2 separate regions of the Homo sapiens genome follow, and region 1 is linked to region 2. A link is a loop called in an ENCODE intact Hi-C map of the cell type or tissue named here. Cell type or tissue: pancreas. All regions are shown on one strand. Links, peaks and the distances in the headings refer to the core of each region. The heading gives the core; the rest is flanking DNA. Region 1 overlaps TSPAN32 (tetraspanin 32). Region 2 overlaps TRPM5 (transient receptor potential cation channel subfamily M member 5).

What was found. A loop is a pair of places that touch in the nucleus more often than their neighbours do. Peaks named below come from ENCODE experiments on the same cell type or tissue, not always from the same donor. Only the 100,000 strongest peaks of a DNase experiment are listed, where the experiment ranks them.
Region 1: it touches region 2 in a loop (5-fold over the local background); 6 of 110 quality-filtered maps call a loop at or near these places.

What each region holds. Positions count from the first base shown.
Region 1 is chr11:2,317,161-2,332,934 of GRCh38, reverse strand. TSPAN32 (tetraspanin 32) reads right to left here. Exons shown (of 10, transcript NM_139022.3): 9 at 15,410-15,591; 10 at 14,731-15,072. The coding sequence ends at 15,011. It overlaps CD81-AS1 (CD81 antisense RNA 1), which reads left to right. Exons shown (of 3, transcript NR_108080.1): 2 at 3,161-3,372; 3 at 3,632-4,186. It also overlaps the pseudogene RNU6-878P. Among named protein-coding and RNA genes, the nearest start is that of TSPAN32, 23 kb to the right of the region's middle. RefSeq lists an enhancer at 3,855-4,356. In pancreas, for the core only: no CTCF peak of the experiment used is centred there; no DNase peak of the experiment used is centred there; H3K27ac peaks cover 873 bases.
Region 2 is chr11:2,406,007-2,421,780 of GRCh38, reverse strand. TRPM5 (transient receptor potential cation channel subfamily M member 5) reads left to right here. Exons shown (of 29, transcript NM_014555.4): 8 at 583-749; 9 at 1,376-1,559; 10 at 3,190-3,254; 11 at 3,423-3,614; 12 at 3,952-4,054; 13 at 5,757-5,875; 14 at 6,310-6,660; 15 at 6,734-6,874; 16 at 6,943-7,066; 17 at 7,575-7,720; 18 at 8,193-8,305; 19 at 8,555-8,647; 20 at 8,769-9,027; 21 at 9,528-9,646; 6 more. Among named protein-coding and RNA genes, the nearest start is that of TSSC4, 13 kb to the right of the region's middle. RefSeq lists an enhancer at 7,173-7,673. In pancreas, for the core only: no CTCF peak of the experiment used is centred there; DNase peaks (open chromatin) are centred at 3,500, 6,450, 7,200, 7,365 and 4 weaker places.

The DNA.
Region 1 (15,774 bases), core at 7,084-15,083, 93 kb after region 2:
GGGGCTCCTCACTTCCCAGTAGGGGCGGCCGGGCAGAGGCGCCCCTCACCTCCCGGACGGGGCGGCTGGCCGGGCGGGGGGCTGACCCCCTGACCTCCCTCCCGGACGGGGCGGCTGGCCAGGCAGAGGGGCTCCTCACTTCCCAGTAGGGACGGCCGGGCAGAGGCGCCCCTCACCTCCCAGACGGGGCGGCTGGCCGGGCTGGGGGCTGACCCCCCCACCTCCCTCCCGGATGGGGCGACTGGCCGGGCAGGGGGCTGACCCCCCCCACCTCCCTCCCGGATGGGGCGACTGGCCGGGCGGGGGGCTGACCCCCCCCACCTCCCTCCCGGACGGGGTGGCTGCCGGGTGGAGACGCTCCTCACTTCCCAGATGGGGTGGCTGCCGGGCGGAGAGGCTCCTCACTTCTCAGACGGGGTGGTTGCCAGGCAGAGGGTCTCCTCACTTCTCAGACAGGGCGGCCGGGCAGAGACGCTCCTCACCTCCCAGACGGGGTCTCGGCCGGGCAGAGGCGCTCCTCACATCCCAGATGGGGCGGCGGGTCAGAGGCGCTCCCCACATCTCAGACGATGGGCGGCCGGGCAGAGACACTCCTCACTTCCTAGATGTGATGGCGGCTGGGAAGAGGCGCTCCTCACTTCCTAGATGGGATGGCGGCCGGGCGGAGACGCTCCTCACTTTCCAGACTGGGCAGCCAGGCAGAGGGGCTCCTCACATCCCAGACGATGGGCGGCCAGGCAGAGACACTCCTCACTTCCCAGACGGGGTGGCGGCCGGGCAGAGGCTGCAATCTCAGCACTTTGGGAGGCCAAGGCAGGCGGCTGGGAGGTGTAGGTTGTAGTGAGCCGAGATCACACCACTGCACTCCAGCCTGGGCACCATTGAGCACTGAGTGAACGAGAGTCCGTCTGCAATCCCGGCACCTCGGGAGGCCAAGGCTGGCGGATCACTCGCGGTTAGGGGCTGGAGACCGGCCCGGCCATCACAGCAAAATCCCGTCTCCACCAAAACCAGTCAGGCGTGGTGGCGCGTGCCTGCAATCGCAGGCACTCGGCAGGCTGAGGCAGGAGAATCAGGCAGGGAGGTTGCAGTGAGCCGAGATGGCAGCAGTACAGTCCAGCTTCGGCTCCGCATGAGAGGGAGACCGTGGGGAGAGGGAGAGGGAGACGGAGAGGGAGAAGGAGAGGGAGAGGGAGAGCGAAACCTTTTATTTTCTAGAGGGCCTCATCCCACCCACTGAAGGCCTGCATAGAACAAAATGGCTGAGTGGTGTCAGGGTTCTGAGCCCAAGCCTGCATGTATACATCCAGATGGCCTGAAGCAACTGAAGAACCACAAAAGAAGTGAAAGTAGACAGTTGCTGCCTTAACTGATGACATTCCACCATGGTGATTTGTTCCTGCCCCACCCTAACTAATCAATTGACCTTGTGAAATTCCTTCTCCTGGTCAATGAGTATCAGAAGGTCCCCACCGAGCACTTTGTAACCCCCCCGCCCCTGCCCACAAAAGAAAAACCCCCTTTAACTGTAATTTTCCACTACCTACCCAAATCCTATAAAACTGCCCCACCCCTATCTCCCTTTGCTGACTCCTTTTTTGGACCCAGTCTGCCTGCACCCAGGTGATTAAAAAGCTTCATTGCTCACACAAAACCTATTTGGTGGTCTCTTCACACAGAGGCGCGTGACAAATAAGAGGGAAGTCCTCTTACCTGGGTGAGCTGGGACATTGGTTTTTTCCTGTCTTCAAACTCAAACTGAAACATTGGCTCTCCTTGGGTCTTGAGCCTGCTGCCTTTCAGACGGGAGCTTACACCATCAGTCCTCCTGGGTCTCCAAGGTTCCCAACTACGGATCTTGGGACTGCTCAGCCTCTGTAATTGTGTGAGCCAAGTCCTTACAATAATCTCTCTCTGTGTGTATGTACACATCTTACTGACTCGGTTTCTCTGGAGAACCCTGACTGTTACTCAGCATCCTTGGACTTGTTCGAGTCTGACGTTGGCATGGGAGTTGGTTCCGGGGGAATTTACCTGCATGCTTGGAGCTGGATGTGCAGGGTTTAGACAAGACCACCTCATGTACATCTTCTCCAGCCCAATTCCTGTGTCCATCCCAGCTGGGACAAGCAACCCCACACCACGGCCCCTAGGCCCCTGACCTCCCCTGTCCAGTGAACTTCATCTGCCCCACTGTGCCCATCACCATCCCTGGGGTCTCTTTAATTTTGGGTTGCTTCCTCTCTGAGATTTAAAGTCCAAACCTTGCACCCCTTCCACACCTCCAGGCCCTGTGTGTTTGCTTTGCCCACCTGCTTTGCTGGGAGTGCTCTACGCAGCCGTACTGCATGCTTTCCTCACTGCACTTCTTTGCCTGCACAGCTGGGAACACCTGGTCCTTCACTTTAATCACACCCTTGCCAGTATCCTGAACTCCTATATAGTTGGAACAGCCTTTATTTATTTATTTATTTTGAGATGGAATCTGGCTCTGTCGCCCAGGCGGGAGCGTAGTGGTACGATCTCGGCTCACTGCAACCTCCACCTCCTGGGTTCAAGCAATTCTCCTGCCTCGGCCTCCTGAGTAGCTAGGACTATAGGCATGCACCACCACACCTGGCTAATTTTTGTATTTTTAATAGAGATGGGGTTTCATCATGTTGGCCAGGCTTGTCTCCAACTCCTGACTTCAAGTGATCCACCCGCCTCGATCCCCCTGTGTGCCCTTTCATTTTCTGCCATGTGAGGACACGGCAAGAAGGTCCTCTCAAGTAATCCCAAAGTGCTGGGATTACAGACATGAGCCACTGTGCCTGGCCAGGAACAGCCTTCAGATTGCCCTGGAGAGCTTTTTAGACGCAGATTGCTAGGCTCCACCCCAGCATCCTTAATTTGGGAGGCCTGGGCAGGGCCTGAGAATCTGCATTTCTACCGCATTCCCGGGTGATGCAGCTGGTCCAGGAACCATGCTTTGAAAGTAGGCTACGTTGCAGTTAACAAATACCCCCTGAGGTCTCGGGGTTATTTTTCACTTGCATATGGTGGTCAAGTGACTCTTCATCTTTGAGCTGACTTTGGGAACGTGTGTCCTGTAAGGTCACCTTGGAAAGGGAAGGGCGATTGGGAAGTAGCTTACGTTGCTTCCTCCCATATCCCACAGGTCAGAACTCGGTCACATGACCCTCATGCAACCACACTAACCATAGAGGTGACTGGGAAATGCAGTCTTTCCATTTGCCTAGGAGGAAGAAACAGTGTGGTGAACACATGGTATCGTCTGTTCCGCCATCCACCCCTCTGTTGACCTGCCAAAGTCCACCCAGTCACTACACCCTCTCCAGACCCAGCATCTCCGATGGATGAGCACATCAGGTTTGGATATGCCCTCTCTTGGTCCAGCACCCTATGAATTTAAACATTGAGTTATCTGTCCCCCTATGCTAGATTGTATCTGTGACCCCAGTCTCTCGCCCTTTCCTGTGCCCGAGGCCAGCCACGACTTGCTGTCTTGGGAATGCACCCAGCCAAGATCAGTCAAGCAGAGCCCAGACACATAAGCAGGAAAAGCTGACTGTTGTGCACCACGGAGACTGTGTAGATACGTGTTAATTTGCGTTTCTTCTTATGGCAGCACCCTCCTTCACAGAGCCTGCTTCTGTATTAGTCAGGACAGGCCAGGCTGTATTGTGGTAGCAGTCGGAACCCCCAAACCCAGCTGCTGCCAAGAGAGCAGGCACCGGGGGCCCGAGTGATGGGGACTTGGTGGAGCTGGAGCAGCAAACTTGCTAAAATCACTCCTGGTGACCTGGCAGGCTGAATACAAGAAGGCTCAGCCAGGAGCATAAGGGGCGAAGTGGGAAAACACCACATTGCGAGTTTTGTGTTAGGTCCCGCAACACGAGACGGAGACCAGCTTGAGAAAGAAGGCCCAGCTTACAAGCAGAGATGAAAGTGAACAGAGAGATGGATCCAGAAATTCAGAGCACCGCAAGGGCAGAAAAACCAACTGCTCCAAGAGTTAGGATTTTAACAAGCTTTGGGAGACAAAGGCCCAATAAAATGCCTGACTTGGACCGATCAACAGAAGACAAAGATGGGATTAAGGCCCATTCAAGTCTGAGAGCCTTCTGACAGCTGCCATTGAGTTGATGGAGAGGAATGAGAGCAAATACATCCTGAAACTTCAGTTTTCTGTGTGCATTAGTCATGGCTTACTGTGGTCTGAATATTTGTGTCCCTCCAAAATTCATGTTGAAAAGTCCCCAACGCAACGGTAGTGAGAGGTGGGGCCTTTGGAAGGCGATGAGGCCGTGGGGGCTCCGCCCTCCTGGGTGGGATCAGTGCTTTAGAAAAGGGCGAGGAATGAGCTCGGTGCCTGTGTGCCCTTTCCCTTTCTGCCATGTGAGGACGCGGCAAGAAGGTCCTCTCGAGACATCACCTGCAGTGCAGGATTCCCAGCCTCTGGAACTGTGAGCAATCAATTTCTATGACGTATAAATGACCTATTCTATGGTGCTTTGTTACAGCAGCACAAACAGGCTAAGACAGACATTGCTACCAGGAAGCGGGGCTGTTGCTGTAACAAACACCTGAAAATGTGGCAGCAGAGCCGGAACCGGGTCACGGGAGAGGCTGGAAACGTTTTGAAGTGCACGCTGGAAAAGCACACACTCCTGCGAACGGAGTTGGTGCTAAGGTGACTCCAGTGCAGGCCGAGGAGGGCAGGGCTGTAGAGAGAGCCTCTGGGCTGGTAGCAATGATCTCAGTGGTCGTGATCAGAATGCTGGTGGAGATCCACACAGTCAAAGCCATTCTCGTGAGGTCTTAGACAGACATGAGAACTATCTTATTAGAAACTGGGGGAGGGCTGTCCCTCTTACAAAGTGGCAAAGAACTTGGCTGAATTGTGTCCATGCCCTGGGGCTTTGTGGGAGGCAGAATTTAAAAGCGATGAACTAGAATATTTGTTGGAAGAAATCTCTAAGCAAAGCACTCCGGGTACTGCATGACTTCTGTTGACCGCTTATAGCAAAAGGCGAGAAAAGAGAAATGAGTTAAAGAATTGATAATAGAAAGGAAACAAAACTTAAAGACTTGGAAAACTCTTAGCCTGCCCACGTCAAGGGGAACATCACCCTCTGGGGCCCGTTTTGGGGTGGGGGGAGCGGGGAGGGATAGCATTAGGAGATATACCTAATGCTAAATGACGAGTTAATGGGTGCAGCACACCAGCATGGCACATGTATACATATGTAACAAACCTGCGCATTGTGCACATGTACCCTAAAACTTAAAGTATAATAAAAAAAAAAAAAAGAATAAGAAAGCATGTTCAGGAGAGAATAGCAAGGGTGTAGTCAAGCAAATTTGGATAAGGAGATTAGTACGGGTAGAAGGAGGTCAGAAGCTGCTCATCAAGACAATGGGAGAATGACCCCCAAGGCATTTCCGAGACCTTCCAGACTGTCATGCCCATCACAGGCTCAGGGTGCCGGGGTCTTGAGGGCAGAATGGCTTCAAAAGAAGGGCCCAGGGCCTCCATGAGACCTCGGGGCGTGCTGCCCAGACTTGCCTCAATCTCTGTTCCTCCCTGCAAGCTGGTGCATCACTCCTGGCCCACCCCCATGGAGGCTCACGTGGGTACAGGTGTTCCTTGGGCTGCCAGCCCAGAAGGCGCAGGCGGTAAACCTCGATGGTGTCAGCACGGTGCCAGCTCTGCAGATGCACGGAGTGCACGTGCTGTGGAGGAAAAGTTCCTGCTCCTGGATTCCACTGGGTGTCATGGAGACCCTGGGGCCCAGGCCGAGAACTGCTACAGGTTTGGGCCATGGAGAGTCCCCACAGGACAATGTGTAGTGGTGCCAAGGGAGCAGAGGACACTCGGGACCTGTAGAGCCACCAGCATGCACCACCAGCCTGGGAAAGCCACAGGCACACAAAGCCGTAGGAGTGGGGCCACCAGGAGCCTTGTCCCAGTGTGTCCAGAAGGTAGGACAAAGAGTCAAAGAAAATTATTCTTCAGCTTTAAGATTTAATTTTGTCCTGTTGGGTTTTGGATTTGGTCATGCTCAGTTAGTCCTTTCCTTCCCATTTCTCGTGTTTGGAATGGAATTTTCCATCCTTTGCCTCTGCCGCAGGGGCTGTAGGGCTGCAGCTGTCCATTTTCTGATAGCACCTGCATATCGAGCAGACCACCTGTAAGTATGGCCTGAGTCTTCTCTTCCCATGTCAATTGATGAGAGGGACCTCCCTGTGCAGCAACAGATGCAGGTGGGGAGAGAGAAGGCACCTGGAGCAGGAGTGGGGGCCACAGGCATTTGGGCCACTTCTTCACGTAACCTACTTTTGCCTTCAGGACCTGCTTGAGCCTGATCACAATACATCACTTTCATTCAAATGGAGCGCTGCTGTGCACGCCCAACTTTATAGCAACATGGGTCAGATAATCCCCAGATCATGATGGGCAGCTCAGGCCATGTGGTAACTTGGTGGCCCTTGGTCAAGTGTTTAGTTTCTATGAAGACCTAGACACAGGCTGATATGATTAGGCTTTGTGTCCCCACCCAAATCTCATCTTGAATTGTAATCCCCAGGTGTTAAGGGAGAGACCTGGCCGGAGGTGACTGGATCGTGGGGGCTGTTTCCTCCATGCTGTCCTCATGACAATGAGTGAGTTCTCACGAGATCTGATGGTTTTATAAGTTTTGGTAGTTCCTGTCTTGCTCATTCTTCTCCCACTGGCCGCCATGTAAAATGTGTCTGCTTTCCCTTCCGCCATGATTGTAAGTTTCCTGAGGCCTCCCCAGCCATGCAGAACAGTGAGTCAACTAACCCCCTTTTCTTTATAAATTACCCAGTCTCAGGTAATATCTTTATAGCAGTGTGAAACAGACTAATACACAGTCCAAAACCTGTTTCTCAAAACGGAGTGGTTATCTGTGGATGATGACAGGGCCTTGCTCCAAAACTGTAAGGGCCTGAGCTATGAGTCACCTACTGGGGCTTGGCAAAGGCTCTACACAGTGTCCCTGTCTGCCACTGACACCTCAGACTGGATCTGCTGGGTCATTGGCCCAGGTGGCAGAACAGCTTGCACAGAGCCTGGACCTGCTGCTGGGCCACATTCAAAACTAGCAGCTTTTCAAATCACTCAGTAAATGGGCCAGAGTCAGACACCTAAATGAGGAAGAACCTGTCTTCCTCACATCAAACGGGCTCACCTGGTGTCGTTCTCTTTTGATCGTGGGAGGGTTCAGTTGCAACAATCTATGTATCACCTTAGAGCAGGCCCCACAGCACTAGACTCCTAAAAATTTCACCGAGGTAGAAGGTTCTGAATTTTAGTTGGATTTATTTCCCACCCTCTGACACCAACAAGTATAGAATAATTGCTGCTTCTTGTGCCTTATGTCCAGTTAGCATAATGTCATCAGTGTAATGGGCCAGTGTGACATGCCGGGGAAGGGAAGGGTGATCCAGACCCCTGAGGATTACCTCTGACACAGGCTGGAGAGGCGAGAGGCCCCTGAGGTGGGACAGTGAGGGTGCATTGCTGGCCTGGCTTCTGCTGGGCCTTGTGGACAGGGGTGGAGAAGGACACATTCGCCAGATCAATAACTGCACACCAGGTAGCAAGAGATGAGCTAATTTGCTCAAGCAATGGAACCAAATCTGGCCCAGCAGCTGCAGTTGGAGTCAAGCTTAGGACAATCCCTTGTCATTCTCCAGGACCCGCCTGTCTTCCCTACTGGCCAAATAGGTGAGTGGAATGGGGCTGTGGTGGGGATCACTGCCCCTGCATCTTTCAGGTATTTGATGGTGGCACTAACCTCTGAAATTCCTCTGGAAATGCAGCTTTTGACTGACTATTATTGTATCGCTTTTGACTATTTTTCTAGGTAGAGGCACCTCTAATGGCTTCCAGTTGGCCCACAATAGTGGCCCTCACCCCACACGTCAGGAAACCAATGTGGGGACTCAGCCGGTGGCTGAGTACAGTTGTGCACAGCATGAGGATGCTTTGGTCAAGAACGGGTACATGTGTGATAGTGGTCCCATAAGATTATAGTGGAGCTGAAAAATTCCTATCACCTAATGATGTTGTAGCACAATGCATTTTGTATTAGTCCATCCTCACATTGCTAATAAAGACATACCCGAACTTGGGTAATTTATAAAGGAAAGAGGTTTAATTGACTCACAGTTAAGCATGGCTGGGGAGGCCTCAGGAAACTTACAATCATGGTGGAAGGGGGAGCAAACAGGTCTTTCTTCGCATGGCAGCAGCAAGGAGAAGTGCCAAATGAAAGGGGGAAAAACTCCTTATAAAACCATCAGATCTTGTGAGAACTCACTCACTATCACGAGAACAGCATGGGGGTAACCACCTCCATGATTCAATTACCTCCCACCGGGTCCCTTTCAGAACACATGGGGATTATGGGAATTACGATTCAAGATGAGATGTCGGTGGGGAAACAGCCAAACCGTATCAATTACTCCTGTGTTTTGTGCAATGCTGGTGTAAGTAAACCTGCCGTGCTACCAGTCATATAAAAATCTGGCACATATATTTATGCACAGCACACAGTACTTGACAATGATAACAAACAACTACGTTACTCGTTTATGTATTTACTATACTTTTTATTTAGAGTGTACTCCTTCTACTTATATATAAAACAAGTTAAATGTAAAACAACCTCAGGCAGTTTCTTCAGGAGGTATCCAGAAGAAGGCATTGCTATAACAGGAGATGACAGTTGCATGCATGTCACTGCCCATAAGACCTTCCGGTCACAAAACTGGTCAAGATGTGACAGTGAAAGACAGTGAAACTGATGATTCTGACCCTGTGCAGGCCGAGGCTATGTGTGTTTGTGTCTTAGTTTTTAACAAAAGAGCTTAAAAAGTAAAAAAAAAAAAAAAAAAAATTCCAGCTTTCAAGTTCAGGGGTACATGTGCAGGATGTGCAGGTTTGTTACATAGGTAAACATGTGCCATGGCGGTTTGCTGCACAGATCATTCCATCGCCCAGGTATTCAGCCCAGCATCCATTAGCTATTCTTCCTGATGCTCTCCCTCCTCCCACCCCCAACCCAACAACAGGTCCCACTGTGTGTTGTTTCCCCCCATGTGTCCTTGTGTTCTCATCATCTAGCTCCCACTTATAAGTGAGAACGTGCGGTATTTGGTTTTCTGTTCCTGTGTCAGTTTGCTGAAGATAATGGCCTCCAGCTCCATCCATGTCCCTGCAAAGGACATGAACTCGTTTCTTTTTATGGCTGCATAGTACTACATGGTGTATATGTACCACATTTTCTTTATCCAGTCTATCATTGATGAGCAGTTGGCTTGATTCCATGTCTTGGCTATTGTGAATTGTGCTGAAGTGAACATACACGTGCATGTGTCTTTATGGCAGAACAATTTATATTCCTTTGGGTATATACCTAGCAATGGGATTGCTGGGTAGAATGATATTTCTGCCTCTAGGTTTTTGAGGAATTATCACACTGTCTTCCACAATGGTTGAACTAATTTACACTCCTGCCAGTAGTGTAAAAGCATTCCTTTTTCTCCACAACCTCACCAGCATCTGTTATTTTTTGACTTTTTAATAATGGCCATTCTGACTGGTGTGGGATAGTATTTCATTGTGGTTTTCATTTGCATTTTGCTAATGGTCAGTGATGTTGAGCTTTTTTTCAAATGTTGGCCGCGTGTATGTCATCTTGTGAGAAGTATCTGCTCAAGTCCTTTGCCCACTTTTTTAATGGGTTTGTTTGTTTGTTTGTTTGTTTTCTTGTACATTTGTTTATGTTCCTTATAGACACTGGATATTAGACCTTTGTCAGATGCATAGGTTGCAAAAATTTTCTCCCATTCCTTAGGCTGTGTGTTTACTCTGTTTATAGTTTCTTTTGCTGTGCAGAAGCTCTTTAGTTTAATTAGATCCCATTTGTCAATTTTTGCTTATGTTGCAATTGCTTTTGGTGTCTTTGTTATGAAATCTTTGCCCATGCCTGTGTCTTGAATGGTATTGCCTAGGTTTTTGTCTAGGGTTTTTAAAGTTTTGGGTTTTACATTTACGTTTTTAATCCACCTTGAGTTGATTTTTATATATGGTGTAAGGAAGGGGTCCAGTTTCAATTTTCTGCATATGGCTAGCCAGTTCTCACAGCTCCATTTATTAAATAGGGAATCCTTTCCCCATTGCTTATTTTTGTCAGGTTTGTCAAAGATCAGATGGTTGCAGGTGTGCAGTTTTATTTCTGTGTTCTTTATTCTGTTCCATCAGTCTACGTATCTGTTCTTGTACCAGTGCCATGCTGTTTTGGTTATTGTATTCCTGTAGTATAGTTTGAAGTTGGGTAGCATGATGCCTTTAGCATTGTTCTTTTTGCTTAGGATTGCCTTGGCTATTCAGGCTCTTTTTTGATTCCATATGAATTTTAAAATAGTTTTTCTAATTCTGTGAAGAATGTCAATGGTAGTTTAATGGGAATAGCATTGAATCCATAAATTGCTTTGGGCGGTGAGGCCATTTTCATGATATTGATTCTTCCTATCCATGAGCATGGAATGTTTCTCCATTTGTTTGTGTTATCTCTGATTTCTTTGAGCAGTGATTTGTAGTTCTCCTTGAGGAGGTCCTTCACATCCCTTCTTAGCTGTATTCCTAAGTATTTTATTCTTTTTCTGGCAATTGTGAATGAGAGTTCATTTGGCTTGCCTGTTGTTGGTGTACAGGAATGCTAGCGATTTTTGCACATTGATTTTGTATCCTGAGACTTTGCTGATGTTGCTTATCAGCTTAAGAAGCTTTTGGGCTGAGATGATGGGGTTTTCTAGATATAGGATCATGTTATCTGCAAATAAAGATAGTTTGACTTCCTCTCTTCCTATTTGAATACTTTTTATTTCTTTCCCTTGTCTGATTGCCCTGGCCAGAACTTCCCACTACTATGTTAAATAGGAGTGGTGAGAGAGGACATCCTTGTCTTGCGCTGGTTTTCAAGGGGAACGCTTCCAGCTTTTGCCCATTCAGTACGATATTGGTTGTGGGTTTGTCATATATGGCTCTTATTATTTTGAGGTATGTTCCAAAAATATGGAATGCATCAAGAATTTGCGTGCCATCCTTGCGCAGGGAGGACCATGCTAATCTTCTCTGTATGGTTCCAATTTTAGTGTATGTGTGGCTGAAGCAAGCACCAGTTTTCTTCTTAATTGGAACAAATCAGCACAGGCATTTGTACTGGCAAGCAGCTATTTCGCCAGCAAACACCTGTTTTGTTGTTGTTTTTCAGTCTATCCCAACATATAGAAAACCATAAAGGTGGTTTGCTCTCACCTGGGAGGGACAGCAGCGTGGACCTGCCTTGGGATTACATGAATAACCTAGCTCTCAGCCACAATTTAGCCCATGTGGACCTTGACCGTCTCCCCAGCCCACAGGACATTGGGCTGATATGACCTGGAGGTGAGGAAGTTGTAGGTTGCTTTAACAAAAACCATGAGTGGCAGGGTGAGAAGGAAACCCTGTAAAAACAGAGACTCCTGCTTTCTCCTGAAGCTCTCTCTGGGGTCCAACGAAGCCGGGCATGCCTACTCCGTGGTGGTGAAGGACCAGTCCTGCACCCTGAGTCATCCGTGCGCAGCACTCTTTGGAGGAAACACAGCCTGCATTTGGGTGTGTGCTTCCCCTGTGTCCAGGCACGCCAGGGGTGGCCTGCTTTCTGCAGGAGGCACAGCCAGTGACGATGCCCATGTGGTCTTGTTCCTGTGTGGACTGAGCCACTCAGTTGTGACCCAGGGACCTAAGGGTCCTCTTGGGGTCTTGGCTGACCAAGGCGCCCTCGGAGCCTGAGCCAAGCCATGGTGGAGGCCACAGTGCCCGTCGAGGAGAGCAGAGTTTGCCCTCTGTGTCCAGGACCTCTTCTCGCTTGGATATACAGCGCTCGGTTTCCCCTGGGCCTGGGTGGAGACTGAGCCCTGTCTATGGGCATCAGGTGTAGTCTGACCTGGGTGTTGTTTGTCTGCTGAGTCCTGTAGCTGGACAGGCTGGGCATACTGTCAAGCGCATGGGGTACTGTACTCTAATAAGGTTCTTGGAACCCGTGGCAGACAGGCAGCCTCTGCCCCAAGGGAGCTGTTGCTGCCCTGAGGCAGACATGGAGGGGAGGGGAGCCGCCGTGGCCCAGCCACAGGGACTCAGCTTACCAAGCTCTTCCAGACACCCCTGCACTGCAGCCGATGCCCGATCAAGGTCAGCAGTGTGCCGTCCCGCCCCGCAGAAGCGCACCACATCTCATGGGAGACCGATTGGTCACCTGGCCAAGGGCTGACTGGCTTTGGACGCCTTCCTTCATGGAGAGGGTCTAGCTTTTCCCAGGGACGAAGGGAGGACATTTAGTGCGGAGGGGACAGAATCATTTAGGAGCACAGCTGGGAGATGCCACCGCAAGACTGCAGTGAAGTCCTATAGGATATGGCCCTGCTCCTTGATGCTCCCCCACTGGCACTATTTCCACTTCATGGGGGGCCACACCCCCCTATGGAGGTTAGAAGGGCCCCAACATTCCTTCTCTCTTGTTAGCCAAGCTACATTAGGGCCTCAGCCTAGGCTGGGCCAACTTGGTGTTCGACCCGGGACTTAGAACCTTCAACAAATTGTGCAAACATTCAGGGACATCTTCCAGCTGTGGTCTTAAATGATCCGGTTCCCCTCTCCTTGCTAACTGTCCTGTCTTCATCCCTGGACCGTGCAACTATGAGATGATGGGAAAGATGACTGCACTTAACCCTTCTTGATCTGGACCCACTCCCCTCCACTAGCACTGCTTCCTCCGGCACCGGCACTTTCCTTCCCAGCCTACTGCCTGCTCCTGCACGTACTGCTGTTTCCAGCCAAGGCATCGCCTTTACAGCCAAAGGACAGGGCAGTGGGGAGACCCCATGGGATTCACTAGGGTTCCATGTACCCTGTCCCTCCACAGGACCCACCCCTGTGGGATGGTGATCTGGCTTCTCAGGACCACTCAGGATTATTTAGGAGCTCAGCTGGAAGATGCCACCACAAGACTGCAGAGAGTCCTACAGCATATGACCCTGGACCCTGGTGAATGGTGCCGTTCCCCTAAACCAGAATCCACAGGCCGGGGGCCTACGGGTGAGAGTGAGGGCAGCACTTATGGTTGGAACATTCACAAAAGTTTACCTCTTGGCCCTGTTAGTCCTTACTCTTCTAGTTTGGAGATTTATTTTAATTTATTTATTTTATTTATTAGCATTTATTTATTTAGTTAGTCATATATGTGTATATATGTATACACACACACACACACACACACACACACACACACATATATATATATATATTAAATTTTTTTTTTTTTTTGAGATGGTGTCTTGCTCTGTCACCCAGGCCGGAGTGCAGTGGCGCAATCTTGGCTCACTGCACCCTCCACCTCCTGACTTCAAGTGATTCTTCTGCCTCAGCCTCCTGAGTAGCTGGAATTACAGGCACCCACCACCATGCCCAGCTAATTTTTTTGTACTTTATTTATTTTTATTATTTATTTATTTATTTGAGATGGAGTTTTGCTCTTGTCACCCAGGCTGGGGTGCAATGGTGCGATCTCGGCTCACTGCAACCTCTGCCTCCTAAGTTCAAGCGATTCTCCCGCCTCAGCCTGCTCAGTAGCTGGGATTACAGACGCCCGCCACCACACCTGGCTAATTTTTTTTGTATTTTTAGTAGAGATGGGGTTTCACTATGTTGGCCAGGCTGGCTTTGAACTCCTGACCTCAAGAGATCTGCCTGCCTCGGCCTCCCAGAGTGCTAGGATTACAGGCGTGAGCCACTGCCCCCCGCCTATTTGTTTATATTTTGAGACAGGGTCTCACTCTGTCACCCAGGCTGGAGTGCGGTACCGTGATCATGGCTCACTGCAGCCTCGACATCCTGGGCTCAAGAGATCCTCCCACCTCAGCCCCCTGAGTGGCTGGGACCACAGGTGTGTGCCACCATGCCTGGCTAATGTTTTCTTTTTGTTGTTGTTGTAGAAACAAGATCTTGCCATGTTGCCCAGGCTGGTCTCAAACTCCTGGCTTCAAGCAGTCTCCTGCCTCGGCCTCCCAAAGTGTTGGGATTACAGGATTGTTGGTGGGAGATGGGGCCACACACCCTCTATGGAAGTTAGAAGGGCCTTGACATTCCTTCTCTTTTGTCGGCTTCATTAGGACCTTGGCCTAGGCTGGGCCAACTTGGCGTTCCACCCAGGACTTAGAATTTTGAGCAAATTGTGCAAACATTTAGGGACCATTAGAGCTAATTCGTCATCAACGTGGTCTGAACGTCCAGTAAGAGTGGGTGTGGCAGGCAGAATATCTAAAATGCTCCACGCTTCCCACTAAATGTCCTGCCTTAATCACGGACCATGTGGCTGTGAGATGATGGGAAAGCTGATAAGATTTCTCTTTCAAGAATTCTGACACAGGCTACAACACGGATGGACCTTATGGACATAACAGTAAGTGACATAAACCAGACACAAAAGGATGAATCCTGTGTGACCCCACACATATGAGGTTCCTGGAGCAGCTGAATCCATAGAGACGAAAAGTGGATGGTGGGTGCCAGGGACCGGGGCAGAGAATGGGAGTTGGTGTTTACTGGGGACAGAGGTTCAGCTTGAGAAGATGGAAAGTTCTGGAGATAGATGGTGGTGATGGTTGCACAACAATGTGAATGTATTTAATGCCACAAACCATACACTTAACAATGGTTAAGATGGTAAATTTGATGTGATGTATATTTGACCACAATTTGCTCAATGCACCATTGCTGGTTTGAAGGTGGAGGGACCACAGGACCAGGGACAAGGACTTGGGAACCTCAGTCCTACAGCCATGAGGAGTTGACTTGTCAACAGCCTGAATGGTCCTGGAGGCAGATGCTTCCCCGGAGCCTCCAGGTGAGAGTGCAGCCCACCAAGGCCTGACGTCAGTCTGAGAGACCCCGCTCAGGGCACCCACTGAGCCCACCGCGACTTCTGCCCTGGAGAGCTGCGAGATCATAAATGGGCACTGCTTGCAGTCCTTACATCCATGCTGCTTCTTACGCAGCATAGAAAACCAGTGCAGCTTGTGTCTGGGTGGAGCCCTCCAGGCCGTGGGCCACCAGTGTCTTGCAGTCTGCCCTGGGCTGCTGCCTCCAGTGTGGTTTCCTTTGTGCTTGCTCCCAGCCCGTTCCCATGGAGGGATTTGGTGAGCTACCCCTTACCCTTGCATCTGTTCCCAATGGAGCCTGGCTCTCTGGCTGGGCCTTCACTCCCTTCCCTCCTCACAGCTCGGACCCTCCCCTCAGGGATCCCATGAGGGCTGACAGCAGGGGCGTCTTCACCTCTGTGGGCAGCCAGGTGGCAGGAGAGGGGCAGAGGCGCAGCATCGCTCTCCTGCAGCCACCGAAGACTACCCGAGCATCCTCTTGGACCAATAGCAACTGCTTCGGAGTGGAGACAATGTGTGGGTCCACCCTGGGAGCATCTCAAGAGGCTGGGCTCCTGGGGCTGGCGGCCACATGCTCTGAGGAGCAAGGGGATCATGGGGCTGTGGTGGAATGTTCTACAGGGGACCTGTGAGGCTATTGTGGAATGTTCTAGAGGGGATCATGGGGCTGTTGCAGAATGTTCTGGAGGGGATTATGGAGCTGCTGTGGAATGTTCTAGGGGGACTGTGAGGCTGTTGCAGAATGTTCTAGACGGGACT
Region 2 (15,774 bases), core at 3,157-11,156:
CACCTGGGACCAGAGCACCCGGGTGTATACAGGGTGGGACCCCTTGGGGAAGCAGTCGGGCCGCCAGCTGCAGGGGCCAGAGTCCAATGGCTGGGCTGTTTTTTGAGGCAGCTTGGCCTATACAACACCCAGGAGAAAAGGACTTGAGGTTTCAGGATCCCTCACTAAATGACTGTGGCAAACCCAAAGAGATCTTCCAGCCAGACAAGGGCCGAGGGCTTTGTCATTTGGGAAAACATCCTGGGATTCTCACCCAGCAGAGGCAGCTGGACAGAGTTGTGTCGGATGTGTCCCGGAGGGAGCACGGTGGGGGGACTGGACCCCAGTTTGTGCGCTCCAGGTGGGGTGGGGGTGCCACTTCACAGGTTCTGGGCCCAGCCAGTTCTGCTGCTGAGCAGCCTTGGGTGGGTGCCTTGCCCTCTCTGGGCCTCGGCTTCCCCACCCCACCGTGAGGCATTCCCCAGCACCCACCCCTGGCTCCCAGGTAACTGGCTGCTGATTGGGCCTAGGGGTTAGGGCGTGGGGCCAGCTAGGGAAGACCTGGGGCGTGCGGCACAACGAGGCCCTCTTCCATCCCCACAGGAGCCTGGATCCTGACCAGTGCCCTCCGCGTGGGCCTGGCCAGGCATGTCGGGCAGGCCGTGCGCGACCACTCGCTGGCCAGCACGTCCACCAAGGTCCGTGTGGTTGCTGTCGGCATGGCCTCGCTGGGCCGCGTCCTGCACCGCCGCATTCTGGAGGAGGCCCAGGTGCACGTCCAGCTCCCAGCACCACGACCGCTGGGGGCCTGGAGGCAGGGGCTCAGAAGGGTTTGGGCAGCGGGCAGAGCTCTGGGAGGACAGGACTCGAGCTGGAGGAAGAGCAGGGAGCGGGCAGAGCCAGCACACGGCCGGCAGGTGGCAGTACCGCATAGGGAACGGCCAGCGTAGACTGTGGCGCGGGCCCTCACCCCCTCCTGTACCACACGGGCCCAGGCCCCGAGCCCTTTCCAAGCCTGGGCAAGCAGCTTCCGTCCCCCATGCTGGGGTCTGTCTAAGGCACTACCGAGGGAGGCCCGGGCAGCCCCTGGTGGATGTTTGGACGCCAGCCCTAGAGTCGGGAAGGAGGTGCTCCCGGCAGCCTGGGCTGTCTCCATGGTTCTGTCTAAAAGAACCCGCTCCCCACCGCCCCTGCCCCTGACTGTCGAAGGAGGGTCCCCGGGCCCCAGCTGTTCGTCCCTCCTTTTGTCTGAAGGGTGGGGAAACCAAGGCTCGGGCAGAAGCCTTGTGCGGGGCCCCATGGCGTGGTGTGCACGGCCTGGCAGGGAGGATCCCGCAGCGGGACCAGCCCAAGCTGCCTCTCGAGGGCTCAGCCTCGTCTCCCTGCATGGGCGCAGGAGGATTTTCCTGTCCACTACCCTGAGGATGACGGCGGCAGCCAGGGCCCCCTCTGTTCACTGGACAGCAACCTCTCCCACTTCATCCTGGTGGAGCCAGGCCCCCCGGGGAAGGGCGATGGGCTGACGGAGCTGCGGCTGAGGCTGGAGAAGCACATCTCGGAGCAGAGGGCGGGCTACGGGGGTGAGACCCGCCCCAGCCACCCAGGGAAGCCTTGGGACCCAGTGGGGATCCAGGGACCCGCCTGTGGGAGAGTGGGGGTGACCGCCAGGGAGAAGGGGGAGGGCTTCCCAGGCAGAACGCACCCCGCATGCCTGAGCACCGAGACCTGGGCCGTGGGGGCCTGGGCCGTGGGGGCCTGGGAGGAGGAGCTGTCTGGGCAGAGTGGTGAAGGAGGCACAGCTGGACAGAGTGGCTCTGACTGGACAGTGACATTCCCACCAGAGCAGGTGCAGTTCTGTTTTCACTGGGCCTTGCCGTGGTCAGAGGCTCCGGGACTCTAAGAGGCAAAATGAGATCGTGAGTTGAAAGAGGGCTACTTCCCGCCGCCAGGCGTGAGGTATGCTGCCGCCAGAGGGCAGCGTCACCCGAGAAATGGGCACCTCTGGCCAGTCGCACGTTCAAAAGCTGGACTTACTAAGAAAACGCTAGTGTGTAAATAATATTCATAAACAAAGCATATAATTATTTATAACATCTATGAACAATATACAATATTTAGAAACAGAATTGTAATTTCTTGGCAAGGCCAACTGAGCCCTCTGTTTTTTTTTTTTTTTTTTGAGGCAGAATCTCACTCTGTCCCCCATCCCCCAGGCTGGAGTGCAGGAGTGCAATCTCGGCTCACTGCAGCCTCCACCTCCCAGGTTCCAACAATTCTCCTGCCTCAGCCTCCCGGGTAGCTGGGATTATAGGCATGTGCCACCATGCCCGGCTCTTTTTTTTTTTTTTTTTTTCCCAGTAGAGACGGGGTTGCACCATGTTGGCCAGGCTGGTCTTGAACTCCTGATCTCAGGTGATCTGCCTGCTTTGGCCTCCCAAAGTGCTGGGATTACAGGCATGAGCCACTGTGCCCGGTCAACTGAGCACTCTTTAGAATTGAAAACACAAAGTCTCGTCAAACTCTAGGGACACAGGCGGAGGGTCTGGCTCTGCTCTGCGGAAGCCCTGCTGGCCCGGGCACCGTTTGGCCAGGCCTGATTTATCCTCCAGATTCAATCAGGAGGCACCTTTCAAAGTCAGGGGCCCGCCTGCGAGCCCAGTTCCCTGTGGGTGATTCTAAGGCACCTCCAGGCAGTTCACTCCCTCACAGAAGACAGGGGCAGGTCCAGGCCTCTCTGGGGGCTTCACATATAGACATCTCATTTCCAGCTTCTGTTTGGGGGAGAAACCTGAAGACTCCCTCCTGTACCTCTTCAGTTTGCTGAGTGGTCAGGCGCAGCCCACCCAGCAGAGCTCCCTCGATGGTCGAGATGCTGCCTCTGCCATGCTCAGCATGAGCGCGTGCAGTGTGGCAGTGCACCTGTAGGGCTGGGTGCTCCGTTTCTTCCACGTCACTTTGTGTTTTAACAGCCATATGCCAGCTGTTGCCACAAAGTGCGCGTGCTGGGTAGTGTAGGTTAGCATTGGAGCCCTCGGCCCTCATATGGCAGGGGCTGTAATAAGCAGCCTGTGTCACGTGGCCCAGACGAAGCCCACACTTTATTCGGAAGAGCCAGCTTTTGGCCAGAAAATGTGGTGGCCTGAGAGCCTGAGATCCGGGTGGTCACCCCAGGCGGAGGGTCCTCAGGCCTCACGGGTGCCCTGTCCACAGGCACTGGCAGCATCGAGATCCCTGTCCTCTGCTTGCTGGTCAATGGTGATCCCAACACCTTGGAGGTAGGGGCCTGGCTGAGGCCCCCTGGCTGGCCGAAGCCTTGTGGAGGGGTGCGGTGGGTTCTGGGCACCCCTGGGACAGGGCTGAAGGGATGGGGGCACCCCTGACACCTGCATCCAGATGTCGTCGGGCTAATCTGGGGTCCGCTCTCCCCTCCCTCCCCGTCTCAGAGGATCTCCAGGGCCGTGGAGCAGGCTGCCCCGTGGCTGATCCTGGTAGGCTCGGGGGGCATCGCCGATGTGCTTGCTGCCCTAGTGAACCAGCCCCACCTCCTGGTGCCCAAGGTGGCCGAGAAGCAGTTTAAGGAGAAGTTCCCCAGCAAGCATTTCTCTTGGGAGGACATCGTGCGCTGGACCAAGCTGGTATGTGCTGCCCCCTCCCCTGTCCTCCCGACCCCTCCTCCGGGGGTGGGGCTGGTCCTCTGGGAGAGTTCCTGCAATGCAGCCTCCAGCCCACTCCTCCCACCTCAGGCTGCTGGGCCCCCCACCCACTCTCGCTTCAGGCCCACAGGGAGCAGAGAGACCCAGGCAGCCCCTTGGTCTGCGGGTGGTCCCAGGCCGGGCCCGGTGGGCGGTGGGCATGCAGGCTGCAAGGCTCACCTGGGGACGCTGCCTGTGCCTACGCTGGTGTCTACCACGGCCTGCCTCTGCCCCCGTCCTGGCTGAGGCGGCCCCATGGGGGCTCTGTTCTGGTGCCCAGCTGCAGAACATCACCTCACACCAGCACCTGCTCACCGTGTATGACTTCGAGCAGGAGGGCTCCGAGGAGCTGGACACGGTCATCCTGAAGGCGCTGGTGAAAGGTGAGGGCGGGCAGGGTGGGCAAGGCAGGCGCCATTGGGGGGCTTCATGCTCAGAGCCGCTTTGGGGTTTGGCAGCCTGGCCAATGTTTGTGACGCTCGGCCGCCTGCCCCTTCCCAGGAAAGATGACACATGATTCATGAAGCTGTCTGTATTTGGCAAGTTTTATGACGTGTTTTTTACCACAACTTAAAACTATACTTAAAGCTCTCAATTCAGTGGTATTTTTTTGGTGGGGGGGTTGTTTTTTGTTTGTTTTGGTTTTCGGTTTTTTGAGACGGAGTCTCGCACTGTCGCCCAGGCTGGAGTGCAGTGCTGCGATCTCGGCTCACTGCAAGCTCCACCTCCCGAGTTGAAGTGATTCTCCTGCCTCAGCCTTCCAAGTAGCTGGGATTACAGGTGCACCCCACCATGCCCGGCTAATTTTGTTTTTGTATTTTTAGTAGAGACGGGGTTTCACCGTGTTAGCCAGGATGGTCTCGATCTCCTGACCTCGTGATCCGCCTGCCTCGGCCTCCCAAAGTGCTGAGGTTACAGGCGTGAGCCACCGCACTAGCCAATTCAGTGGTTTTTAGTATATTCGTGAGGTGGGGCGACCATCACTTTTATCTAATTCCAGAAGCCTTCATCGCCCCAGAAAGAGCCCATACCCCTTGGCACTCACTCCCCATTTCCCCCAGCCCCTGGGAACCATCGATCTGCTTCCTGTCTCTATAGATTTGCTGACGGGCATTTCGTGTCCATGGTTCCCTGCAGGCAGCGGGAGGGTTTGACGGTTCCTCCGTGTTGAAGCGTATGCCATTCCATGCTTCATTCCTTTTGTAAGGCGGAGTCAGGTTCCAGCCTGTGGACAGACCGTGGTTGATGCGTCTGTTCACCCGCTGATGGAAAATTTTGATGAGCATTTGATGTGCTTTTTGCTGGAGACGAACGCGTGCTGAAGGGCTGGACGCTGGCAGGCAGACACAGCCCCAGCAGGGAGAGGCACTGCTAAGCAGGGGCTGGGGACACCTTGAGGGGACGCTCTGGGAAGGGTGTCTGGACTGCGGGTGGCTCTGGGTTTAGAAACCTCACCAGGACAAGGAGGTCAAAGAAACCTCCCCGTTTAGGAACTCCCCCGCCTCTTCTCACCAGTCTCAGTTTGGTCCCAGTGGCCTGAGAGAGGCACCGTAGTCTTACGGGGTCCATGGTTGTGGAGGCTGAGGCTGGTGAGCCTCACGTGCGAGTCTGGTGAGGACAGCGGTTTCCAGCAGGCGCACCCAGCCCAGGTGCTGCAGGCCCCCCTTGAGTGACCCTGGTGACCTCACCAAGTCATGGCCAAATGCCCTTGCCCGTGGAGGAAACGTGGCCCAGCTTGCTCCCCCGACAACATCCAGGAAGGGTGTCCTGGACCTTCAGTGCCAGGAAGTGGCCTCGAGGCCCAGGTGTTAGCTGGGGTACCCCCGTTGCAGCCGAGGAAGTTGCCTCACATGGGAGCAGACGGGCCGTCCCGACGCAGACCAGGGCAGCACGCTTTCTCCTGCGGTTTGTACAAAGTCTCGTGCCTCCTGCTGGTGCTCAGAGGTGGCGCATGTGCCCCCTCAAGTCCCAGCGTGAAGTTCCCGTTTCCGCGTCTCTAGGCAGCGCACCTTTGGGGACCCTGTGCCCCGGCTCTGTGAGGCCCTCAGCTCCACCCTCACCAGTGCCTGCCTGCTCTGCCCACAGCCTGCAAGAGCCACAGCCAGGAGCCTCAGGACTATCTGGATGAGCTCAAGCTGGCCGTGGCCTGGGACCGCGTGGACATCGCCAAGAGTGAGATCTTCAATGGGGACGTGGAGTGGAAGGTGCCTCCCAGCCCTGCCTACCCACCTCCCCATCATGGCACTGCCCGAGCTGCCCACGCTGCCTGCTCCTGCACCCTGTGGGCTGCTTGGCTGAGCCCGTTCTGCCCAGCTGTCCCAAGGTCCGGGGCAAGACCAGGCCACGGTTCTGCCCGGGCTTCTGCCTCGCTCACTGGCCCAGGCAGAGCTGGCTGGGTGCCGGCTGTCCCCAAAGCCCAAGGGGGTTGTGACACCCTCAGCATTTGCTCACGACTGGCCCCTCTGTGCCCGCCCCAATGCAGGGGGCAGGCTGGGGTGCAGGAGAGCGAGAGGGTCTGCGTGACCTGGCCCTGGGGATGGATCCCCATGCTCCCTGCTCTCTCCTTCCTTGGACCCCCTCCTCCTGTCTCTCGCTCACTCTCTTGTCCCCCTTCCCTCGGGTGCCCATGGCCGCCAAGTCCTGTGACCTGGAGGAGGTGATGGTGGACGCCCTGGTCAGCAACAAGCCCGAGTTTGTGCGCCTCTTTGTGGACAACGGCGCAGACGTGGCCGACTTCCTGACGTATGGGCGGCTGCAGGAGCTCTACCGCTCCGTGTCACGCAAGAGCCTGCTCTTCGACCTGCTGCAGCGGAAGCAGGAGGAGGCCCGGCTGACGCTGGCCGGCCTGGGCACCCAGCAGGCCCGGGAGCCACCCGCGGGGCCACCGGCCTTCTCCCTGCACGAGGTCTCCCGCGTACTCAAGGACTTCCTGCAGGACGCCTGCCGAGGCTTCTACCAGGACGGCCGGCCAGGGGACCGCAGGAGGGCGGTGAGCGGGGGCTCCGTGGGGATGGAGGGCGAGGCTGGGGCCGCAGCAGGAGGCCGACGCCCGTGTCCTCCAGGAGAAGGGCCCGGCCAAGCGGCCCACGGGCCAGAAGTGGCTGCTGGACCTGAACCAGAAGAGCGAGAACCCCTGGCGGGACCTGTTCCTGTGGGCCGTGCTGCAGAACCGCCACGAGATGGCCACCTACTTCTGGGCCATGGTGAGCCCAGGCCGCGGGCCCAGCGCGGGGGCAGGGGAGGGGCGGCCTCCTGAGACCAGGTCTCGTAGGGCCAGGAAGGTGTGGCAGCCGCACTGGCCGCCTGCAAAATCCTCAAAGAGATGTCGCACCTGGAGACGGAGGCCGAGGCGGCCCGAGCCACGCGCGAGGCGAAATACGAGCGGCTGGCCCTTGGTGAGTGACCGGCGGCTGGGGCCGGGCCCGCGCGCGGGGGAGGATGTGACGGAGGGGTCGGACGAAGGGTCCTGGGCCTCGCCAGGGCTGCCTGTTACCGCCGTGGGGCTCCAGGTGCCCTCAGGGGCCTCCTCCATAGGAGAGGACAGACGGCTCTGCCTGGGGTGGAGGCGGCCCCAGACCCTGAGTGTGGGACCGCTGTGCACGTGGTGAGGACGATACAGCCTCACACCCCGGGCATACACTGGGCCCTGCCGCAGGACGAGGGACATTTAGCGTGGCAGAGGTTCCCTTTGTCCTGCTGGGGGAGGGACAGAGCCGGAGAAGGACGGAGGTTCAGGAAGGGCCCGGAGCAGGCCGGAGGGGGCAGAAGGCCTGGCTGGGCCCTGCGTGTTGAACGCAGGGTGCGGCTGCAGAGCCCAGGTCTGGGCAGGGGATGGAGGAGGGGCGTCGGGGGCCGGGCCGGGCATCGGCGTCTCGTCCTAGCGGCCAGGGCCTCCGGGGGCAGACCTCTTCTCCGAGTGCTACAGCAACAGTGAGGCCCGCGCCTTCGCCCTGCTGGTGCGCCGGAACCGCTGCTGGAGCAAGACCACCTGCCTGCACCTGGCCACCGAGGCTGACGCCAAGGCCTTCTTTGCCCACGACGGCGTTCAGGTGAGTGCCAGCTGTCCTCGAGGAGAGCTGCCAGGGGGTGGGGTGGGCGGGCGAGCTGGGCCCAGCTTGAGTTGACTTCCCAGCCTGCAGCTGCCCTGTCACTCCCGTCCTCAGCACAGAGGGGGCGGGGTGGGGCTTCTGTTCCTGGAAGGCGCCCACCTGGCTTCCTCCACCAGGCACACTCCTCCTGCCTCTGGCCTCAGTGGAAGTGGCACTTCCTCCTCTCAGTCCTCCCCAACCCCCAAGCCCAATCTTTTCCCTAGTGAAGGGTACAGCAGCTCAACCCACACCCCTGGGATGAGTGGCCCAAGGAGCACATGCCCACCAGGACGGGGGCTCCGGGAGGGAGGGCTGGGCTGGGCACCCCTTCAGCTCACGTGGGCCAGGCACCTGGGGGAAGGGCATTCCTGGGGCAGGGCGCAGCCTGGGCAAAGGTGCAGAGTTGGAGCCGACAGTTTTGCCTTCACCTCAGGCCTTCCTGACCAGGATCTGGTGGGGGGACATGGCCGCAGGCACGCCCATCCTGCGGCTGCTAGGAGCCTTCCTCTGCCCCGCCCTCGTCTATACCAACCTCATCACCTTCAGGTGGGTGAGGCCTGTGAGCTGCCCGGCCAGGACAGGCAGCAGTGCGAGTGCCGGAGCTACGGGGAGGGCCTGGGCCTCGCAGGTGCTGGTGGTAGCCTGACTCTGTAGCCCCCAAGTCCAGCCTCCCTGCGGGTCCCACTCCCCACAGCCCCTGCATCCCAGTGGGCACTTTGATGGCCAAGCGCCTGGAGCCAGGCAGGCGCCTCTGGGAGCCCTTCCTGCGGGCCCTGAGCTCTCCTGTGCTCGCAGTGAGGAAGCTCCCCTGAGGACAGGCCTGGAGGACCTGCAGGACCTGGACAGCCTGGACACGGAGAAGAGCCCGCTGTATGGCCTGCAGAGCCGGTGCGAGGCACAGGGCCAGGCAGGGTGGAGGGGACTGGCGGGTGGTGGCTGGGAGGCTGGACTCTGGTGGGGCACCCGGCTGGGCGCCAGCCTCACCACTGCGAACTTCTCTGCGGCACAGGGTGGAGGAGCTGGTGGAGGCGCCGAGGGCTCAGGGTGACCGAGGCCCACGTGCTGTCTTCCTGCTCACACGCTGGCGGAAATTCTGGGGCGCTCCCGTGACTGTGTTCCTGGGGAACGTGGTCATGTACTTCGCCTTCCTCTTCCTGTTCACCTACGTCCTGCTGGTGGACTTCAGGCCGCCCCCCCAGGGCCCCTCAGGGCCCGAGGTCACCCTCTACTTCTGGGTCTTTACGCTGGTGCTGGAGGAAATCCGGCAGGTCGGTGGCCACACTAGCCTAGGTCCCCTCCACTCTGCAGCTTCAGGTTGGGCAACCTAAGCTGGGTCCTGCCCTCGCAGGGTGGGGCTCCCCAACTGTAAAACAAGAACAGCATGGGGGCCTCCCATCTTCCCAGTCACCAGCGGCCATGATCCTGGTCAAAGACCGAGCCCTGAGCCCTGCTCCAGACTGAGCATGACCATGGTCTCCCTCGTCAGAGTCTGAACCCTGACCTGTATCACGGACTGAGTCCAGACACTGCATAAACTGATCCCTAGACCCTGGGCACAAAGAGGCCCTGGCCCCAAGTGGAGACTGACCTCACCTTCTGTCCCCAGACAGCCCTGGAATAGCTTCAGTGGACCCCTAGTCCCACTGGTAGCCTCGGCCCTGGTCATAGATGGAACCCTGATCCTTACAGATCCAAGCTTGTCCAGGTAGGGCTGTCCCCAGCGAGGGCGGCTGGACAGCTGTCAGTGGACTGCCCACCTCCCTCCCAGGGCTTCTTCACAGACGAGGACACACACCTGGTGAAGAAGTTCACACTGTATGTGGGGGACAACTGGAACAAGTGTGACATGGTGGCCATCTTCCTGTTCATCGTGGGTGTCACCTGCAGGTCTGTGGGGCCCAGAGGCCGTGTGGCCTCAGGGCGGCTTGTGGGCAGGCTTCCAGATGAAGCCACTCAGGTTGGGTGTGGCGGTGGCACTTGTGGTCCCAGCTACTCAGGAGGCTGAGGTGGGTGGGTCACTTGAGCCAGGGAAGTTGAGGCAGCAGCAAGCCGTGATCATGCCACTGCACTCCAGCCTGAGTGACAGAGCAAGACCCTGTCTCTTAAAAATAAATAAACAAAAGATGAAGCCACTCAGGGCCCAAGGAGTCCTGGCCTGGCCCTGGCCCTGCCCGCAGCCAGCATGCTGTGTGCCCCTGGGGAAGCCTCTGCCCCTCTCTGGGCCCCGCAGCCGCATCAGCCTCCCATCCTCCAGGATGCTGCCGTCGGCGTTTGAGGCTGGCCGCACAGTCCTCGCCATGGACTTCATGGTGTTCACGCTGCGGCTGATCCATATCTTTGCCATACACAAGCAGCTGGGCCCCAAGATCATCGTGGTAGAGCGCATGGTGAGCCCCCGGGGGCCCTGGCCCTGGCCCTGGAGGGACAGCAATCCCCTGCCTGGGCCCCACCCGGCTGGCCGCTGACGTCCCTCTCTCTGCCCCTGCCCCGTGGAGATGAAGGACGTCTTCTTCTTCCTCTTCTTTCTGAGCGTGTGGCTCGTGGCCTACGGTGTCACCACCCAGGCGCTGCTGCACCCCCATGACGGCCGCCTGGAGTGGATCTTCCGCCGGGTGCTCTACCGGCCCTACCTGCAGATCTTCGGCCAGATCCCACTGGACGAGATTGATGGTTTGCACACAGCCAGCGGGGGCAGGGGCAGGGAGAAATTGGAGCCCTGTGTGCACAAGCCCTGGGCATGAGGCTCTCCAGAGAGGTCTGTTGGGGCCATGGAGACCCCAGCCTGGAGCAGAGATGGGAGAAGTGGCTGAGGCCTGGTCCCCAGGCCCCCCACACCCCAAAGGGCCAGGCCTGGTTCCTGAGGTAGAGGCAGCTCCAGTCACGGAGCCCCGACCTGGGACCTGGGGCCTTGGGCTGGGAAGGAGACACAAGGAGACCCCAAGGCAGCCAGGGCTGCCTCCTGCTTGGGGAGGCCAAGCAGCAAGTCTTGCTCTGGGGGTGGTCTATCGGTGGGGAAGGGATAGGCAGGCACTAAGGGCACAGAGTGGGCCCAAAGGCTGTCCCAGCCATCATCCGGGGTCTGGGCCCTCCAGCTCTCCTCACAGCCCCTGGCCTCTGCCCTCCCACAGGGCCCTGCTTGGCCTAGGGCACCCACCAGAGCCCCTACGCCGTCCTGCTGGCAAGGCCCCTTCGCCATTTGGCCGCTCCTAAAGGCACCCTGGCTGCTCCTGGGGACCCACCCCAATGTGTGTGTGTGGCCTGCCCATGCCTATGGGTGTCCCCAGGCCGACCCCTGTAGCTGGCTGGGGCTGGTGGAGGCTCTGGAAACTTTTTCATAAGCCAGTGCAGTGGGGAGGGGGCGGGGGTCAGAGCCGCTTGGCCATGGGGGCCTCTGTAGTGATGGGTTGGTGGGGAGCTCTGGGGTGGGGCAGGGACCTGTGCAGGCCCCTGGGATGGCTGGGACTCAGTGAGGAGCCCCAACCTGGAAAGGGACGCACCCCTCTGGGAAGGTGGACCAGCAGCCAGCCCGCCCCTGGGGCCCTCGAGGGGTGCCGCAGACTTGGAGACCCGGCAGAGAAGGTGCAGGGAAACTGCTCAGGCGGTGTCAGGCGGCTGGGGCTGCCCGGCACGGGGCAGTCATGGCACAACGTGCTGCCCAGGCCTGACCCCGACCTCTGTGGAGTGGCGCTCAGGACCCTCGATAAATATTTGTTGAGGGGATGACGGCCAGACCGGAGCAAACACAGGCCTCCGGGGACAGGCGGGGGCGACGCCGTGATGGAAACCGCCTCTCCCAGCGCGGCTCATTTCCTTGGGCTGTTTTCTCAGCCCCCGCAGCCCCTCCTGACATTTTGGTGTTTGCTCATCACAGGCATTCATTTTCCAGGCCATTAGTTTAACCAGACCCTGCCTGCCTGCGACCCCACCTCGCCCTCACCATACGGCCTCCAGCACTGCCCGTCCGCAGGGCCCCTCGGGGCAGGAGGAGCTCTAGACGGGCGCCTCCAGCCAGGGCAGGGTTGGGGGTCCCCTCTTTCTTGAGTGGCTGCATCTCTGGTGGGCCAGTCTCAGCGACTCGTATGAGGAGACAGGCCTGGCCATAGCCTCCTTCTCGACGGGAGAAGGCAGGGAAACAGACTCCCGAGGGGCCCCTGCTCCGAGTGCTGCCTCAGGGAGGTCTGCGGTGCTGCGGGGATCTCAGAGCCCCGTGCTGAAACGCCTGCAACAGGGCCAGCCCCGGCCGCCCACTGAGAGTCTCAGACTTGTCACTTCCCCTCCCTGAGCTGCAATTCCTTGGGCTCCGTTCAGCTGCCGAGCAAGTATCTGGGCCCTTCAGGTTGAACCCCAGCCACTCACTGTGACCCAGCCCCTCATGCTGCTAGGCAGGGAGTTATTCACTAACACATGCTGGGCTGAGAGGGAGACTGAGGCTCAGACAGTTCCTGTACAGCCTGCAGGTCTCCTCAGAGCCCAGAACAGACCCCTGCCCCACTCTGCACTCGTGCCGAGCCGGAGCTGGGGTTGAGCTGTGGTGACGAGCTTGTTCTCTGGGTCTCCAGGCCCCAGGGACAATTTAATTTCCAGCCCGGCCTGGTGGCGCCTTCCCAAATCACAGAGTCGGGGAGGGTGTGGGGGTCTCATTCCTCAGAGCTGCCTTTATCAGACAGATTTACGGCTTCACAAACAGGCTCTCCAGGCTGGCCCCGGCCCGCTCCTCCAGAGTGCAGGGAGGAGAGGGGGTCATCAGTCTGCCCAGGAACAGATTCATGGGCTGGAGGTGGCCAGGGCGGACAGAGGAGGGGCAGGCCTAGGGTGGGAGCGTGGGGAGGGCTGGCGCTCACTGACTGCCAGTGCACACACAGACACTCAATAACTCACACACGGGCCAACGCGTCACACTAACTCACTCGGGAGAAACAAGGCAGGAATTCACCCTAGGAGGGAGAACGGACCCCTCCAGCTCAGGACCCAGGCACAGAGGCAGGAACCTGGGAACAAGGAGACCCCCCAGAACCCACCGCAGGGCAACCTGGAGCTGGCAGGCACTAAGATACACTTGAATGTGCCCGTGTGTGCCAGTGTGCTCACACGCAGACTCACACATGAGCATGTGTGCCAGGCACATCCAATCACATGTACAGGCTCACACAGACACACGCCAGCGTGCAGGCTGGGGAGGGAGGAGAGAGCGGAGCTCCCATTCGGATATGGAGGGGATATGTGGTCCTGGACGGCCAGGGCACACTCTGGCCTCTGGCTGGGACCCTGAGCACCCTGACGCCCACTGCGGCTCCTTCCTCCCTCCTCCCTCCTCCTGCCCCGCAGGCTGGGGTGGGGTGAGGGTCCAGGGTTGAGCCCTACAAGGGAGAAGCAGGTGTGAGGGTCTGGTTTTAAGGGACTGGAGTGAGATCTGCCACCCCTCCAGGGTGTCCCTGCCCAGGGCCGAGGGAGCTCAGCCTGCAAGCTCCCAGAGTGTGCCGCCTGAAGAATGTTCTTGACTTGAGTGGCCCAGTGCGGGATCGGTGCCCTCAGAGCTTGCAGCAAGCCCAGTCTGGAGCCTGCTGGCTCAATACATTTTGGAAAGGTGGCGGAATTACTTGCCAGCTTGGGGTTTAATCACAGGCATTAGTGCTGTAGAGGCTCTGAGAAGTCCTGGGCCCCATCTCCCTTTCCTCGGCAGCTCTCCCCAAACCTTCAACAGCAGAGGCTTTTTTCGGAGGAGGGGTGGAGGTTTTAACACATCCAACAACCAGGAGAAACCTGGGTCCCGTGACCCCTCTGTCCCCCACCTTCCATCCCTCCAGGGGTCTTGGCTCTACTTCCAGGGCCTGTGATCTTGGCTGACTCCAGCCCCTGGTGGAAGCTCAGCAGACATGGCAGAGGGGGCCCAGGGTGGGGCTCACCACCCGTCTGGTTCTGGTTTGCTGTGATGGGGCTTTCACTGCTAAAACCCAGGCCGCCCTGGGTGAACTGGGACAGTGGGTCACCCAACCAGCACCCCGTCCCCTGGGTTCAACACCAGGACTCAGCGCTCTATCTCGGGGCATTTGCCTAAGGCCGCCCTTGTGGCTGCCCCCGGTCTGGTCCCCACAGCACCCTTGCTTTCCAGAAGCCCGTGTGAACTGCTCCACCCACCCACTGCTGCTGGAGGACTCACCATCCTGCCCCAGCCTCTATGCCAACTGGCTGGTCATCCTCCTGCTGGTCACCTTCCTGTTGGTCACCAATGTGCTGCTCATGAACCTGCTCATCGCCATGTTCAGGTGACTCCACCCAACCCCTGGAGGAGAGAGCCCTGGAGCGGAGGGAGCAGAGGGTCATTCCCCAACACCGCCTCCTTTGCAACCCACCTGGTGTGCTGCAGAGGGTGAGGCTTGGTGCCTCAGGGCAGATAGAAGGTGGCATAGCCTGGACTGCAGGGCTTTGCCTGCCCAAGACCGGGAACTCTGTGGGCCACCCTCCCAGTCCCAGGAAGCAGGGCCTGGGTCTTTGGGGGACCGGTGCTGTGGCAAGAACTCTGGGCTTGTCCAGGAGAGCAGAGTGGACAGGGGAAGACCCAAGGAGAGTGGACCCCTCGTGACACACCCCAGAGGCAACGCAGAAGCAGTGCTGGGCCTCAGTTTCAAAAAGGGCTCCCCAACAGCAATCAGGGTGCAGGGGGATGCGTCCCCCAAGTGGTCGTGGGGAGCCGGTAGGTGACGGCTCAGCTGTGCCCCTGCAGCTACACGTTCCAGGTGGTGCAGGGCAACGCAGACATGTTCTGGAAGTTCCAGCGCTACAACCTGATTGTGGAGTACCACGAGCGCCCCGCCCTGGCCCCGCCCTTCATCCTGCTCAGCCACCTGAGCCTGACGCTCCGCCGGGTCTTCAAGAAGGAGGCTGAGCACAAGCGGGAGCACCTGGGTGAGGCCGAGCACAAGCGGGAGCACCTGGGTGAGGCCGAGGTGGCGGGTCCCAGGGCGGGGCTGTGCGCTGGAGGCAGGTCTGGAGAGACCTGGACCCCTCCTCAGCCCTGTGGGTCCTCAGCTGGGCTCTGTGCAGGCTGGCACAGCTGAGCCCGTCCACCCGCAGCTTGGCCGTCCTTGCACAGGGCCATGCTTGCCCTCCATCCCTGGCTGGGCCCCACTCACTCCTTCTGCCTGGCCCACCTCGCCCCGGGACCAGGCCTGGGCTCTGCCACTGACGCCCACATGCTCTAGTAATGCTGGCTGCCACCTGGCTTTCCCAGAGAGAGACCTGCCAGACCCCCTGGACCAGAAGGTCGTCACCTGGGAGACAGTCCAGAAGGAGAACTTCCTGAGCAAGATGGAGAAGCGGAGGAGGGACAGCGAGGGGGAGGTGCTGCGGAAAACCGCCCACAGGTGCGGGGGCCTGTCCTGATCACTGGTGGGTATCGGGCTGTCTTTAAGCGGGGATGTGCCATTGGCGCCAGTGACAGAGGATCTGAGCTGGCGAACTGAAGCTGAAGGGGTAGGGGCAGGGCTCTGGCCGAGCCCAGGGGCCTAGCTTTCCAGCCTGACCTGTGCAGGACCCTGCTGGGACGCCTGGCCAGGCAAAAAGGGAGCGTGCACAGTGACCGTGGCGCCCTCCCTGCTGTGGTCTCAGGGTTGGGACTACCCACCCCTGGCTTCCCTCCAGCCCTGGCTCCAGGGGCCTGTCCCCGACTGCCTGCCCTGCACCGTCTTTCTGGGTGGTGCGCCCAGGCAGGGATGGCACCCTAGCCCTACTGGGAAGGCATAGAGCGCTCTGTACTGCACCAGGTGCACTTTGAGGGGTCCTGGTGCCACCAGATCTGGGCATGAGGGAGGAAGGGAAAGGGCCAGGGCACCCCAAACTCGGGCACACAGGGAGGCCTGGGGGGATGGGGAGGCTCCCCACACGCAGAGCACCGCGTGGCCATCCACAGCCTGACCACCTGCTCCTGCCGCAGAGTGGACTTCATTGCCAAGTACCTCGGGGGTCTGAGAGAGCAAGAAAAGCGCATCAAGTGTCTGGAGTCACAGGCAAGCGAGCCC